Regions from separate parts of the Homo sapiens genome. Here region 2 is linked to region 1. Evidence: chromatin loops called from intact Hi-C (ENCODE). Cell type or tissue: endothelial cell of umbilical vein. All regions are shown on one strand. Each heading gives the region's core, and the rest is flanking DNA. Links, peaks and the distances in the headings are about the cores only. Region 1 overlaps BANCR (BRAF-activated non-protein coding RNA). Region 2 overlaps ENTREP1 (endosomal transmembrane epsin interactor 1).

Region 1 (5,381 bases), core at 190-5,189:
AGGTTGGGGATCACTTGAGGTAAGGAGTTCGAGACCAGCCTGGCCAACATTGTGAAAACCCATCTCTACCAAAAATATAAAAAATTAGCCAGGTGTGGTGGCACGTGCCTGTAATCCCAGCTGCTTGGGAGGCTGAGGCAGGAGAATTGCTTGAACCCGGGAGGTGGAGATTGCAGTGAGCTGAGATCGTGCCATTGCACTCCAGCCTGGGTGACAGAGTGAGACTCCATCTCAAAAAAAAAAAAAAAAAAAATTCATGGTCCTGCAATTTCATTTCTAGGTATCTATCCCAAATAATTGAAAACAGGAATTCAAACAGATAGTTGTACACCCACTGGGTTCATAGCAGCATTATTCACAATAGCCAAAAGGTGAAAACAACCCAGATGTTCATCCACAGATGAATGGATAAACAAAGTGTGGTATATACATACAATGAAATAGTATTCTGCCCTAAAAATGAAGGAAATTCTGCTATATGCTACAACATAGATGAACCTTGAAAACACTATGCTAAGTGAAATAAGCTAGTCCCAAAAGGACAAATACTGTATGATTCCACTTACACGAGGTACTTACTAAAAGTAGTCAAATTCATAGAGATAGAAACTAGAATGGTGGTTGCTAGAGGGTAGGGGAAGAGTGGGGAACTGGGAGTTATTGTTCAATGGGAACAGTGTCAGTTTTGCAAGATGAAAAAAGTTCTGGGGGTGGATGTTAGTGATGGTAGCACACAGTGGGAATGTACTTAATGCCACTGAACTGTATACTTAAAAATGGTAAATGTCATACTACATATATTTTACCACAATAACAAAACATTTTTAAAAAGATGTCTAGTTTTTAGAAATGATATGAGGGAGAGAGAAATAACAGAAAAAACTGAGACTGTAAGTGAAGGGAACAGACATTGCTTGATGTCTGAAAAATACGGTAATCCTCACACTATCCTCCCACATAGCCATCATTTTCTTAAACAGGGTGTCTGGTTTACTCTCCTGTCTCCACCTTTTTTCCCCAAAGTCTCTGTGTTTCAGGGACAGGAGCTGATGGCCTCATAGAGCCAGTCACAGACAAGATTGAAAAGTAGGGCCAGGCCAACTGGCTCACACCTGTACTCCCAGCACTTTGGGAGGCGAGGTGGGTGGACCACCTGAGGTCAGGAGATCGAGACCAGCCTGGCCAACATGGTGAAATCCTGTCTCTACTAAAAATAAAAAAAATAGCTGAGTGTGGTGGCATGTGCCTGCAGTACCAGCTACTTGGGAGGTTGAGGCAGGAGAATCACTTGGGAGGCAGAGGTTGCAGTGAGCTGAGATGATGCCACTGCACTCCAGGCTGGCCAACAGAGTGGGACTCCATCTCAAAAGAAGAAAGAAAGAAAGAAAAAGAAAGAAAGAGAGAGAAAGAAAGAAAGAAGAAAGAAGGAAGAAAGAAAGAAAGAAGAAAGAAGGAAGAAAGAAAGAAAGAAAAAAGAGAAAGAAAGAAAAAGGAAGGGAGGGAGGGAGGAAGGAAGGAAGGAAGGAAGGGAGAGGGAGTGAGGGAGGGAAGATTGAGAAGTAGGGAGAGCTACCCTTCCATGCGAGTCAGCTAGGCTTGGGTTGCTCCCCCAGGGAAAGTTCCATACTTGTCCTGTCTTTCTCTCTTCCTAACCAGACCTAACCAGTAAGCAGCTCTTCTCATTTTTCTGATGAGAAAACTAAGTCCCACAGGAGAAAGTGGAGCATGTACACCGACCAAGGGAAGGAGGCAGGAGGAAGGGGCTGACACTTCCCACACAGACCTCTGGTTCTTCCAGTCCGTCCTGCTGATTTTCACCGCAGCCCAGGCACTCCCCATAGCTACCTAGAAGTCAGCTTTGTCTTGGGAAACACTCCCAGAGTGCTCTTGTAGAACTCAGCAGAAGCTCTTCGTGGAACATCACTTGGACGAAGGCCAATAGTCGCCTTCATCAGAAGTTAAAAATACCAACGGTCATTTATAAACACGTTCTTCACTCAACATAGCAGATGTTAGTTTGCAAACACAGCCTTTTAAAGACAGACAAGGCCAGATTACTCCTCCCCCAACTCCAAAAAGCAGGTAAAAGTATTTTAAACAAGTTATTTCTGCCAATTACCTGTCTGATTTGTTGGTTCACTTGTTTATATGTTATCTATCCCCCAAGGAGTATTTTTGTGGCTTGCAGAAATGTGCACAGTAAAACAGGATTTTTTAAATTTTATTTTTATTTTTTTTTTAGAAAAGAGAGAGAACATCATCACAATGAAGAAAGCCTGGTGCAGTAAATCAATGTGGTGCCAGGGATGACTTGCGTATATACAACGTTTGCCATGGAGTCCTGTGCTCTTTGCAGAGGTGAGATTCAGGTTTGACTCTGAACTTCTCAGCAGCTGAAACCAAAGTAGACAATGGCATCAATAACAAGAGCCACACAATCATTAGAATAAAAAAATCCCAGCTATCAGGAGAAACAGAAACTTTCCAGGAACTTCTGTTCTTATCACTCCCAGGAGGCCCTTGTGTGATATAAAAGGGACAATACCTTCAAAATCACTCCTGCAATAAAAACAATAGGTGGTTTCAAGAGGTTCATTCTGAGTGTGTCTCTCAAAGGAGTAACCAAGATGTAAAGGTAATTAAGGAATCTCCAGGAATGGCCAGGAAAGTGCCGTCAGGGTACATAGCTCCCAGACAACCAGACATTGCTCAAAGACAATGTTTTAGGTCATCAAATGGATTGCAAACAGTGCAATACTCCCTGGCTATTATTTTCCACAGCAACACCTTTGACAAGAAGTACCTCACTTTGCCTCAGGGACTTGTCTATGAAACGCTGTGCCAACTCCTTACCTAGATCGCGTCCCTGGGTCTTGCAAGCCTTAAATTCAGCTTTTGTGAGCTAGTTCCTTTCTTGCACATTGTATTGGCTCAGGCTCCTGCATAGTCTGTGAGGCAAACCCCCTGAACTGCATAGTTGTCTTGGAACTGGCAGTCTTGCAATGCTTTGATCATACTGTCAACTAAGATATTCAAAGACACTGCTCAGAGAAGGCTCAGCCTCTCTGTCTCTTGACAAAGAGATTTGTGCCAATGTCAAGTCTACTTTCTCTAGTAGGCCCTGAATTGCTTTGTTATCTTCCCAGCCGTGGAAGTGATAAGATTTGGAACCAGAGCAGATATGTTTACAGGAGTGGAAAACCATAGCAATTTTTTCTTCTGCCACCTTCATTAACGTGAACAAAAACGTTTTCATGCAAAATTCAGAACAGAAACCATTTTTTTTGTTTTCTAATTTTGTTTAATCAGCGTTTTGTAGATCAGTAGTCATTAAGAAAAGTTCAATGTGAGGCCAGACTTGGGCATTTTGTTCTGCCCTGCACACTTGCTGTTTTGAAGGGCCTGATCCTACATCGCCTATGGGGCTCTGAGCGGTGGGGGGAGAATGACCAGACACCACCCATTACCGGGAGGATCTGAAGCAAAAGATTCTCTAGGGGCCGGGCACAATCAAAGCGGAACATCTTCTTAAAAGGACCCTGATCTTAAAAAGCTTGGCTGGAGAAGACTGATCAACAGGTATTAATTTGTCTTTGGGCCTTCCGAGGGTTGAAATGAGGGTCTTAAAGGGGCCATTGCCTCTTCTACAACAGATACTGGGTTGAATCAAAGAGCATATAACTGGCTACCAGCAAATGCGATGGCTCCCATCCCACCCCTCACAAGGGGCATGGGAATCGCATTGTTGGTTCCACTTGGCCCCCTTAAAGCAGCACTTTCACATGGGACCCACCTTTTGTGCTTTGGGTGGTCAGGAGCAGGTTGTGCAAAGGGGTCTGTACCATGACTTTCCTCAGCTGTCTGCATGGGCCCATCATGTAGACATTTTTATTGTGGTGACTTCACAAAATCACCAAGTTTGAAGAAAAAACACTTATAGTTTGAACAAATGAAAATTCTGGCACATTAAAAAATTCATCTGTAGGCGCAAGCTTCAATATACAGGCATCCCTTGAAGATATTGAGGGTTCAGTTCCAGACCACCACAACAAGGCAAATATCACACTAAAGCCAGTCACATGAATTTTTTGGTTTCCCAGCACACATGAAAATTATGTTTACACTATACTGTAGTCTATTAAGTGTGCAGTAACATTATGTCTGAAAAACCAGGCTGGGCCCAGTTGCTTACACCTGTAATCCTAATACTGTGGGAGGCCAAAGTGGGAGAATCACTTGAGCCCAGGAGTTTGAGGCTGCTGTGAGCTATGATTGTGGTTCTGTACTCCAGCCTGGATGAGAGTGAGTTGCCCTGTCTACAAAAGATACAAAAAGTTAGCTGCGTGTGGTGGTGCGCACCTGTAGTCCTAGCTACTCAGGAGGCTGAGACAGGAGGATCGCTTGAGCCCAGGAGTTCAAGGCTGCAGTGAGCTATGATCATGCCACTGCCTTCCAGCCTGGGCAACAGAGCAAGACCCCATCTCTAAAAAAAAAAAAAGTACATATCTTAAAAATATTTTATTGTTAAGATGCTAATGATCATCTGAGCCTTCAGTGAGTTGTAATCTTTGCAGGTGGAGGGTCTTGCCTTGTGTTGATAGCTGCTGACTGATCAGGGTGGTGGCTGCTACAAGCTGGGGAGGCTGTGGCAATTTTTAAAAATAAAACAACAATGAAGTTTGCCAGATCAATTGACTCTTCCTTTCATGACGGATTTCCCTGTGGCATGCGATGCTGTTTGATAGCATTTTACCCACAGTAGAACTTCTTTCAAAATTGGAGTCAATCCTCTCAAACTCTGTCATTGTTTTATCAACTAAGTTTATGTCATATTTCAAATCCTGTGTTGTTATTTCAACAATGTTCACACCGTCTTCACCAGAATTAGATTCTATTCCAAGAAACCACTTTTTTTGCTCAACCATAAGAAGCAACTTCTGATCTGTTCAAATTTTATCATGAGATTTTAGCAGTTTAGTCACATTTTCAGGCTTTTAATTCTGGTTCTCTTGCTGTTTCCTCCATGTCTGCAGTGACTTCCTCTTTTGAAGTCTTAAATCCCTCAAAGCCATCCATGAGGGTTGGAATCAACTTCTTCCAAACTCTTGTTCATGTTGCTATTTTGACCTCCTTCCACAAATGTCCTCAATGACATCTAGAAAGGTGAATCCTTTCTAGAGGTTTTCAATTTACTTTGCCCAGATCCATCAGAGGAATCACTGTCTATGACAGCTATACTCTTACAAAATGTCTTTCTTAAATAACAAGACTTGAAAGTTGAAATTACTCCTTGATCCATGGGTGCAGAATGGATGTTGTGTTGACAGTCATTAAAACAATATGAACCTCCTTGTATATCTCCATCAGAGCTCCTGAGTGAC
Region 2 (5,381 bases), core at 174-5,173, 50 kb after region 1:
TGTGAGCTACCTGATAGTCTTGCAAGAAATTCCTTTTCTTCTTAAATAGCCTGAGTTGGTTTCTCTTGTTCCTAACATAATCAAGAACTCTGAATGCTTAAGACCATGATTTTTCTTCTATGAATATTACTTTTATAATAATTAAAAATAGTTCAAACTAAATAGATTCATTTTAAAACATTTGGACACTTATGGTAACTCAGTTGAAAAACAAGAAATCCAGTGGGCATGCAAAGTAGATGGATTGGTGGTAAGCTCAGCATTGGTGGGAAGTGTCAGGTGAAGGAGGCTGGGTCGGGGTGTCAGGGCTTGGGTGATGGTAGAATTGGGTATAATGAGCTGTAATGTCTCAACGGTGATACCAAAGAGTTTCCTGGTAAAGCTCTTTTGTGAAGAGAAAATAATGATCTCTAAATGGACATTATGTGTTAGCAGGCATCCTGCACATTGATGGAGAAGAAAGAGTATAGATTTGGGTCAGACCCAGATTTGACCTGGGTACTGTACTTAGTTGTATAATTTGGCATAATACTTTACCTCTCTGAGACTGTTTCTCTTTTATTTCATATTTATAGTTATATATCTAAATATATTATCTATCCATCTACCTATATCTCAAACACACCACAGTGATATTTTATAATTTAGTAAGTGCCTTTTAAGAGGGAAAATATTTTTTATTAAAAAAATGGGAGCTCATTAGCCTTCTTACTCTTTTTTAAAAATTTTTATCTTTTGAGACGGAGTCTCACTCTGTCACCCAGACTGGAATGCAGCGGCACAATCTTGGCCTTCTGCAACCTCCGCCTCCTGGGTCCAAGGGATTCTCGTGCCTCAGCCTCCTGAGTAGCTGGGATTACAGGCATGCGCCACCATACGTGGCTTAATTTTTGTATTTTTAGTAGAAATGGGGTTTCACCATCTTGGCCAGGCTGGTCTCAAACTCCTGACCTCAAGTGACTTGCCCATCTCAGTCTCCCAAAGTGCTGGGATTACAGATGTGAGCTACTGTGCCTGGCCTACCTTCTTATTCTTATTAAAAATAATTAGACCTCTGCATTTATCCCACACCCAAACCTGACTTATACTCCACACAAATAACACTTTTTTTTTTTTGAGATGGAGTCTTGCTCTGTTGCCCAGGCTGGAGTGCAGTGGTGGCGATCTTGGCTTACTGCAGCCTCTGCCTCCCGGGTTCAAGCGATTCTCCTGTCTCAGCTTCCCGGGTAGCTGGGATTACAGGCACGTGCCACCATGCCCGGCTAATTTATATATTTTTAGTAGAGACGGGGTTTCACCATGTTGGCCAGGCTGGTCTCGAACTCCTGACTTCAGTTGATTTGCCTACCTAGGCCTCCCTAAGTGCTGGGATTACAGGCGTGAGCCACTGCGCTTGGCCAGAAATAACATTTTAAACATTTTCTGGTTTTAGCATTCTTGGTGGTTGTCCTACCTTGTTAAAAGTGAGGAATTTGCCACACGTATGTTAACCTGTTTCCCTCCTTTCTTGTTTTTTAAAAAGTTATTTTTGTTACTTCTATTGATGACTTTATTGTTGTAGATAATATTGTAAGCTTCTGTTTCTTAATTTCTGAACTTTGGATAGTATCTTTTGACCCTCTTTTATATAAGATAAAGAAATTATGACTTTTTTTACTTCTTTCCCTGCTTTCCCAGTTTTTGATAGTGATATTTTACTTTTATGTTGTCAGTGTCTTAACATTTACATTTTGCTCTTAAGCTATATTATATCATTCAGACTTTGCCTATAAATTGTTTCTCAGACAATGAAAACCGCTAATGGCATTTATTAGATTCTTTATTTCCAGATTCACCTGAGGCCTTGGTATAAGGGATGCCAACATTCCAGTGTCTGTGTTAGACTATCTAAGCAGGACTTGCAAAGCTGCTGGGTGAAAACCAGTTTTGCAACCCTTAGCTGATCTCCATCTCCCAGCCTAGAAAAAGATTAGGGATTAAAGAGACAAATGTTTTGGAGAAAGTTACTGAATTGCTGTGGCATTTTGAGTTCCACCTTCTCATGGGGAAAAGGGGAAGTATTTAAAGATAAGCAATTGGAGAATATGATAGATTCTTTGGTGTCTGACGGGACCGTTGTCGGCTACACCTGGGGATTCTAAAGGACGGATTGGAGCACCCTGTGGCCTCAGAGTTAAAGCCTGCAGTTGGAAATAATTCTATGTTCATAGACTAAGCACAACATGAATATACTTCTAGCTGACCAGATGGGCCTCCCAGGAAATAGCAGGCATGGGGTGAGCTCACATCCTGCCCAGAGAGGCCATAGGAAGTGAGCAGACCACAGCAGAAGGAGGCTGGGCCTGGACTCCTGGATGCTCAGGCTAAGGGAGCTGGAAGCTCAGCAGTAGGTATCTCTGAGGAGCCAATGGAAGCTCCATTCTGGAGAGAATCCCCTGTAAACACTTGCCAAGTCCCAACATAACAGGCAGATGAACTCTCCCTGCCCGTTACCTTCCCTACCAACATGGCTGTGGCCTTCCCCACACCCCCTTCTATCAAACCCAACTGTGTTGTAGGGGGAGCAGTAGACCCACACGAAAAAAGGGAAACAGAGCAGATTGAGGCCATTCCCTTGCCTTCCCACGGCAGGCTTGCTCCCTGCCTAGAGTAATAAGCCTGGTGGCAGAGAGAGAAGCTTACATTCAAATGAAGTTCCAAGTTTTGACTGGGACACAGCCTTGGACATTGTAATTACTGAAATGAGTTGTTTTGTGACTTGAAGTGACTGGAGGACTTTTTGTACCTGATATTGATCAGACAAGTCATGGTCCTGGACTCCAATTTCATCTTAAACAATCAGGAATAATGAGCCCTACAGAGTGGCCTTGAACAACATTGCAGCAAGGAAAGAAAGTGGTTTTCTGTTGACCTCCCTAAGCTCTGCTTGTTCAAGGGACCAGCTACATTATTTACTGCAACACCAGGAAGAATGATTGATATTAAAGAGAAGGAAATGTAATTCCATGTTATTCAAAGGAAGACTGTTTCCTTTGCCAAGTCAAATGCATTATTTTTTCTTATTCTCTAGTACGTGCTTGGTATCATGCCACATTCTAGTTTGCTTCATGTTTGGACCATGACTTTGATGTATATGTTTATATTTTTCTGAGATGTTCTAAATGATTCTTTTCTTTCTTTCTTTTTGTTGACAAAAAGGCACCTAATCTCAGAGATCATCTAGCTGCTGCTTCTTTCTGTCTTTCTTTTTTAAAAGAAGATCTCACTGTCACCCAGGCTGGAGTGCAGTGGCGCGGACACAGCTCACTGCAGCCTCGACCTCCTGGGGTCAACTGATCCTCCCACCTCAGGGCCAAGGAGTTGGGACTATAGGCATGTGCCACCATGCCCAGCTAATTTTTTTTAATTTAATTTTTTGTAGAGACAGGGTTTCACCATGTTGCCCAGGCTGGTCTCGAACTCCTGAGCTCAAGTGATCTGCCCAACTTGGCCTCCAAGAGTGCTGGGATTACAGGTGTGAGCCACAATACCCAAGCCTGCTGCTTTTTTCTTTATTGAGATGTAGTTGACACACCAAAAAATTCACACATTTAAAGTATACAATTCAATGGATTTTTAGCCTATTCCCAGATCTATGTAAACTTCACTACTATCAATTATGGAATATTTTCATCAGCCTCCAAAAAAATCCTGTACCCATTAGAAGTCACTCCTGATTTCCTCTCAATACCTTCAGCCTCAGGAAACCACTAATGTACTTTTTGTCTTCATAGATTTGCCCATTCTGGATATTTCAAATAAATGGAATCATACAGTATGTGATCCTTTGTAATTGACTTCTTCCAGTTAGCATATTTTTTAGCTTAATATTTTTAAGATTCACCCATGTTATAGTATCTGTCAGTACTTGTCCCTTTTTTATTGCTGAATTGTATTCCATTATATGGATATATCACATTTTATTTATTTATTCATCAGTTGATGGACATTTCCACTTTGGCTATTAGGAATAATGCTGGGCCAGGCATGGTGGCTCATGCCTGTAATCCTAGCACTTTGGGAGGCTGAGGCGGGTGGATCACCTGAGGTCAGGAGTTTGAGACTAGCCTGGCCAACATGGTGAAACCCTGTCTCTACTAAAAATACAAAAATTAGCCAGGCATGGTGGCGGGCACCTGTAATTCCAGCCACTCAGAAGGCTGAGGCAGGGGAATCGCTTGAACCCAGGAGGTGGAGGTTGCAGTGAGCCAAGATTGCACCATGCTACTCCAGCCTGGGCGACAAAAGCGAAACTCCATCTCAAAAAAAAAAAAAAAAAAAAAAAAAAAGAGAAAAAAAGGAATAATGCTGCTATGAACATTAGTGTACAATTTTTTTGTGGATATGTTTTCATTTCTCTTGGGTACATGTCTAGGAGTGGAATTGCTGATTCATGTGGTAACTACATGTTTAACGTTTTGAGAAATTGCTAAACTGTTTTCAAAGTGGCTATATCATTTTATATTTCCACCAGCAGTGTTTGAAGGTTCTAGTTTCTCCACGGTTTTGCCAACACTGATCGTCTGTTTTTTTGATTGTAGCCATTCTTTGGGGTGTGACGTGGCATCTCATTGTGATTTTGATTTGATGTTCAACATCTTTTTATGTGTGTATTGGCCATTTGTACATCATCTTTGGAGAAATGTCTATTCAGATCCATTGCCCATTTAAAAATTGGTTACTTGTCTTTTTATTATGAGTCCCTTATCAGATACAGAGGCTCCCCACTTACAATGTGGGTTATGTCCAGATAAACTCATCATAAATTGAAAATATTGTAAGTGAAAAATGTATTTAACGCACCTCGAGCATCATAGCTTAGTCAAGCTTACTTTAAAAAAACTCAGAACATGTACATTAGCCAACAATTGGGCAAAGTCATCTAACACAAAGCCTATTTTATAATAAAGTATTACATATCTCATGTAACTTATTGAATACTGTACTGAATATGAAAAATGGAGTAGTTTAATGGGTATTTGAAGTACAGTTTCTATTGAATGCATATGGCTTTCACACTATTTTAAAGGCAAAAGATTATAGGGTGAACCATTGTTAAGCTGGGGACTGTCGTATATGATTTGCAAACATTTTCTTTGATTCTCTGTGTTGTCTTTTTACTTTCTTGATGATGCCCTTTGAAGCACAAAAGTTTACAATTTTGAAGTTCAGTTCATCTATTTTTAATTTTGTAGCTTACACTGTTGTATTTAAGAAGGGCTTTGTCTAACCCAAGGTCATGAACGCTTACTCCTATAATTTTTTTCTAAGATTTTTATTATTTTAGCTGTTTTGCTTAGGTCTTTCATTTTTTTGAGTTAATTTTTGCATATGGTGTGAGG

What was found. A loop is a pair of places that touch in the nucleus more often than their neighbours do. Peaks named below come from ENCODE experiments on the same cell type or tissue, not always from the same donor. Only the 100,000 strongest peaks of a DNase experiment are listed, where the experiment ranks them.
Region 2: it touches region 1 in a loop (5-fold over the local background); 2 of 110 quality-filtered maps call a loop at or near these places.

Annotation. Positions count from the first base shown.
Region 1 is chr9:69,294,475-69,299,855 of GRCh38, forward strand. It overlaps BANCR (BRAF-activated non-protein coding RNA), which reads right to left. Exons shown (of 4, transcript NR_047671.2): 4 at 2,207-2,393. LOC124902176 (a long non-coding RNA gene) reads left to right here. Exons shown (of 2, transcript XR_007061567.1): 2 at 2,243-2,587. Among named protein-coding and RNA genes, the nearest start is that of BANCR, 9.9 kb to the right of the region's middle. In endothelial cell of umbilical vein, for the core only: no CTCF peak of the experiment used is centred there; no DNase peak of the experiment used is centred there; H3K27me3 peaks cover 400 bases.
Region 2 is chr9:69,344,884-69,350,264 of GRCh38, forward strand. The region is part of intron 2 of ENTREP1 (endosomal transmembrane epsin interactor 1); the gene reads left to right. Among named protein-coding and RNA genes, the nearest start is that of ENTREP1, 22 kb to the left of the region's middle. In endothelial cell of umbilical vein, for the core only: no CTCF peak of the experiment used is centred there; a DNase peak (open chromatin) is centred at 2,928; H3K27ac peaks cover 515 bases.